Regions from separate parts of the Homo sapiens genome. Here region 1 is linked to region 2. Evidence: read pairs that join two places in POLR2A ChIA-PET (ENCODE). Cell type or tissue: GM12878. All regions are shown on one strand.

Evidence for each region. ChIA-PET counts read pairs that join two places held together with the same protein. Peaks named below come from ENCODE experiments on the same cell type or tissue, not always from the same donor. Only the 100,000 strongest peaks of a DNase experiment are listed, where the experiment ranks them.
Region 1: POLR2A ChIA-PET joins it to region 2 with 13 read pairs; 3 of 35 experiments call an interaction of 5 or more read pairs at or near these places.

The regions. Positions count from the first base shown.
Region 1 is chr22:23,013,908-23,016,407 of GRCh38, forward strand. No RefSeq gene overlaps it. Among named protein-coding and RNA genes, the nearest start is that of GNAZ, 55 kb to the right of the region's middle. In GM12878, no CTCF peak of the experiment used is centred here; no DNase peak of the experiment used is centred here.
Region 2 is chr22:23,849,530-23,852,029 of GRCh38, forward strand. No RefSeq gene overlaps it. Among named protein-coding and RNA genes, the nearest start is that of SLC2A11, 7.1 kb to the right of the region's middle. RefSeq lists an enhancer at 1-518. In GM12878, a CTCF peak has its summit at 177 (motif pointing left); a DNase peak (open chromatin) is centred at 972; H3K4me3 peaks cover 262 bases.

The DNA of each region.
Region 1 (2,500 bases), 840 kb before region 2:
AACCAATGCTGTTTCAGCTCTTATGTCTGGAAACAGCCAAGTGCCAACCGGCTTGGTGGAGGGTCAGGGTGGCAGCCCCTGCCCTCTCAGCACCTGGGTTCTTGTCCAATGTCCAGGAAGAATCAGGTCACATGAACCATTTGAAAGGGGATGCATGTGGAGGAATTTATTGGGTGGTGGGTGGCTCTCAGCAGAAACGGAGGCTGGAAACGGAAGGGGATGATGGGAAGGGGATCTTTCCCTGAAGCCCAGCCATCTCCAGCCAGGCCCCTCTCCACAAAGCTGCACCATCTGAAGTTAGCTGCGTCTGTCCACAGTCTCTGATGCTCAGTTGCTTCTCTGATTGCCGCTCAGCTGCTTCTGTTGCTCTGCCGGCTGAAGTCTTTTTGGGGCACAAGATAGGGGCGGGGCAGGCCAAAAAGGCAACATTTGGGTGGAAAAACGGGGTAAGCTGTTTCACTTAGGGCCACAGTTCCAGGATTCAGCGGGGGGTTTAGCTGGGAGCCCAGCCCTTCTGTATCAAGGAGACTGAAGCCCAAACACAACCCAACAGCATTGTTGAAAGTCATGCTGAAAGTTGGGGAGGATGTTTCTGCTCACTTCAAGAGAAAGACGAGTCAAAGCATGGGAGTGGAAATGACAAACTCTAGTGCTTTGGTACACTACACTCCTCCTCACTTCTGGGCCGTCATCAGTGTTCTTCCCTAGTTAGAAGGCCACCTTCTTTTTCACCACTCAATTAAATCTATCCACCAAGGTCAACAGAAGATCCACCCCTAAAGATATAATTCCACCATTAATCCATCAACACAGCCCTCTTCTCTGGAGCTCACATCACTACCACACAAGTCAACATATTTAAACACATAACGTAATTGTTTATTGAGTGTTTCACATAAATAATCATACTCCCTACATCCAAAACTTCTGAAGAACCAGAACCATGGTACTCCCTATGCAAAGCACTGTCTGATGCATTAAGTAGATTCATGCATCACTAAACGGCCAGGACACATTCTGAGAAATGTGTCATTAGGCAATTTCTTTGATGTGCCACCATCATAGAGTATGCTTACATAAACCTAGAGGGTGTAGCCTATTCCTCCTAGGCTGCAAACCTGTACATGTTATTATACTGAATATTACAGGCAATTCTAACACAATAGTATTTGTGTAGCTAAACCTAAAAAAGGTACAGTAAAAATATGATATAAAAGATAAAATGTGGGCTGGGCACAGTGGCTCACCCCTGTAATCCCAGCACTTTGGGAGGCCGAGGCGGGCAGATCATGGGGTCAGGAGATCGAGACCATCCTGGCTAACACGGTGAAACCCCGTCTCTACTAAAAATATAAAAAATTAACCGGGCGTGGTGGCAGGCGCCTGTAGTCCCAGCTACTCAGGAGGCTGAGGCAGGAGAATGGCATGAACCCGGGAGGTGGAGGTTGCAGTGAGCCAAGATCGCGCCACTGCACTCCGGCCTGGGAGACAAAGCAAGACTCTCAAAAAAAAAAAAAAAAAAAAAATTACCATGAACTTACACGTAGACTCATGGACCAGAATAAAGAGCTGAGAGAGAGACTCCTGTGTTTACTGAATTTTTTTTTTTCCAAGACGGAGTTTTGCTCTTGTTGCCCAGGCTGAAGTGCAATAGCGCAATCTCAGCTCACTGCAACCTGTGCCTCCTGGGTTGAAGCGATTCTCCTGCCTCAGCTTCCCAAGTAGCTGGGACTACAGGCGTGCACCACTACACACCAGGCTAATTTTGTATTTTTAGTACAGATGGGGTTTCACCATGTTCACCAAACCGAAATTTAATATATATTCAAGCGGGCTCAACAAGTCAATGAGGGAGAGGCTAACTCTTTGATGATGCTGGAAAAACCAGCTTACTTTTGGAGTAACAAAATTTCATGTCTCCCTAACACTTAAACAAAGGTGGCCTTCAGATGAATTAACGACTTAGTGTGACAAGGAAAACTACAAAAGAAAGGAATGTTAGAGAATATTTTTGAGACAGCGAGGGAAGTAATCATATCAGTTTATCACGTTACATATAAGGCCTTTTTTTCCTGAGACAAGCTCTCACTCTGTCACCCAGGCTGGAGTACAGTGGTGTAATCACAGCTCACTGCAGCCTCAAACTCCCCGGCTAGCAATCCTCCCACCTCAGCCTCCCAAGTACCTGATGTGTCTGGAATTGGTGGGTTCTTGGTCTCACTGACTTCAAGAATGAAGCCGTGGACCCTCGCAGCGAGTGTTACAGTTCTTAAAAGTGGCGTGTCCGCAGGTTGTTCCTTCTGATGTTCAGATGTGTTTGGAGTTTCTTCCTTCTGGTGGGTTCGTGGTCTCGCTGGCTCAGGAGTGAAGCTGCAGACCTTGGCGGTGAGCGTTACAGCTCTTAAGGTGGCACGTCTGCAGTTGTTGTTCCTCCGGCTGGGTTCGTGGTCTCGCTGGCTGCAGACCTTCGCGGTGAGTGTCATAGCTCATAAAGGCAGTG
Region 2 (2,500 bases):
GCGCCCAAGAGCTGAGGGGCAGGGAGGGCAAGGCAGAAAGGGGAGCCTCCCCAGATGAAGTGCCCCCTACCCAGCGGCGCCTGGGCGCAGGCCTCCTTTGTGTCACCGCCACCACTGAACCTTCGCGAGTCGGCGGCAATCGCTGGTGCTGGGTTCCGCAGAGCCCGGGCTCTGTCGCCCCCTCGCGGCCGGAGCCGGTCTGGGCGGCGTCGGGGAAATCCCGAAAAGCCTGCGGGGAAGAAGCTGAACGGGGGCGGGACCCGGGCGCGGTGAGCCCATTCATTCCCCGAGGGCTGGGAAAGTCTCCACCAGGAGACGGAATCCCTGGGATGTCCCCAACGCTGGGCCCTGCCTCCCTAGGCCCAGGTAACAGGCATTTTCTAAGACAGTTCAGGGACACGGAGGCACCCCGCTGGAAGAGCCGGTGGGCTCCCGGGTGGGGTACGGGCCGGGTGGGAGTCAGTATCACCAGCGGGCTTCGCTGGATTGATTGTTTTTATTTATTTATTTTTAAATATTTATTTATTTATTTTTGAGACGGAGTTTCGCTCTGTCGCTCACGCTGGAGTTCAGTGGCACGATCTTGGCTCACTGCAACCTCTGCCTCCCCGGCTCAAGCAAGCCTCCTGCCTCAGCCTCCCCAGTAGCTAAGATTACAGGCGCCCACCACACACCCGGCTAATCTTTGTATTTTTGGTAGAGATGAGGTTTCACCAGGCAGACCTCAGTTGATCCGCCTGCCTCAGCCTTCCGCAGTGCTGCGATAACAGGCAGGAGCCACCGCGCCCGGCCTGTATTGATTGTTTTTAGTTTGAGCTGCGCTCCTCCCTTGGCAATGTGAGGAAGACCAGCTCTGCCAGCCGGGCTGTAGGGCTGGTGCGGGCACCGGCTTGGCCTCACAGAGCCTCAGGGACTCCCCTCGTAAATGAGGCTGACATCCACATATGGGTGGTTGCACCTAGCACTGCACAGGACGGATGTGAGCACCAGGCTGCTACAAATACAGATATGACTTTCACATGCCCAAGGTTAAACTCCCAGTCAATGTTTGCTGAGGCGAAACCTAGAGCTTCCTGGCCAAAGGATAATAATTAATGTCTGGGGAGCCCACACATGGGGACCTGTCTCCAACGAGATGGGGGTGGCTTTAGGGCATCCAAGAGGCATTTCAAGGAGAATCAAGGGGCAGCCAGGTATTGTTAATGGTGGCCAGGTCAGGATCCAGTCTGGCAGGGTCTTGGATTCAAGGTTAAACCCAGTTCTAAATTTGGGACTTATCCCCAGGCTCGCCCCCAGGCTTTTACTATGTAGACATATATATTCCTACACACATTAGGTACGGTTTTGTATATTTCCAAACAATATACAGGCATAATAGTGTAGGCATCTTTCTGCAACTTTGTTCATGCAGCGTTGTGATTCACACATGTTGATACCGTTCCTCTAGTCTAGTCCACTGATTTTCACTGATGCATGGTATTCTATGGTATTCTACAGCTTATATCTCCTTTTTTTGCATGATTGACATTTGGATAGTTTCCAATTTTCCTATGGTACAAAAGATGCTGCATTTGTGAACAGTTCCTGAGCATGGGATTAAGAGTTTCTCCAAGGTAAACCCAGGAGTGGAATTGCTGGGTGGGAGAGGTATGTGAACTTCAACTTCCTTCATCTGCCCAAATTGCTCTCCAGAGTCATTGCACTGATTTACATTTTTCCTTCCTTCCTTCCTTCATTCCTTCCTTCCTTTTTTTGAGATAGGGTCTTAGTCTGTCACTCAGGCTGGAGTGCAGTGGTGTGAACATGGCTCACTGCAGCCTTGACCTCCTGGGCTCAAGCTTTTTTTCCCACCTCAACCTCCTAAGTAACTGGGACCACAGCTGTGTGGTGTGCCACTGTGCCCAGCTAATTAAAAAAAATAAATTATAGAGACAGGGTCTCACCACATTGCCTAGGCTGGTTTGAAACTTCAGCCTCAAATGATCCTCCTATTTTGGCCTCCTAAAGTGGTGGGATTACAGGCATGAGCCACCACACCTAGTTCCAACTGATATTTTCATCAATAGTACGTGGGTGTTCCAGCTGATCAACACCACCACTTGGTATTGCCAGAATTAAGCTGTTAGTCTGTTGAGTGGGAACCAATATGCTGATGTGGATTTAATTTGCATTTCCTGATTACTAATGTAGCTATCTTTTAATTAGGTTTTTTGGTCATTTCAGTTTCCTCTTCTGTAAATTCCTTGTTCATATCTTTTTTTTTTTTGAGACGGAGTTTCACTCTGTCGCCCAGGTTGGAGTGTAGTGGCACGATCTCGGCTCACTGCAAGTTCTGCCTCCTGGGCTCAAGTGATCCTCATGCCTCAGCCTCCTGAGTAGCTGGGACTACAGGCCAAACCACCATGCCAAGCTAATTTTTTGTATTTTTTGGTAGAGATGGGGTTTAATTTTTTGTATTTTTGGTAGAGACGGGGTTTTACCATGTTTCCCAGGCTGGTCT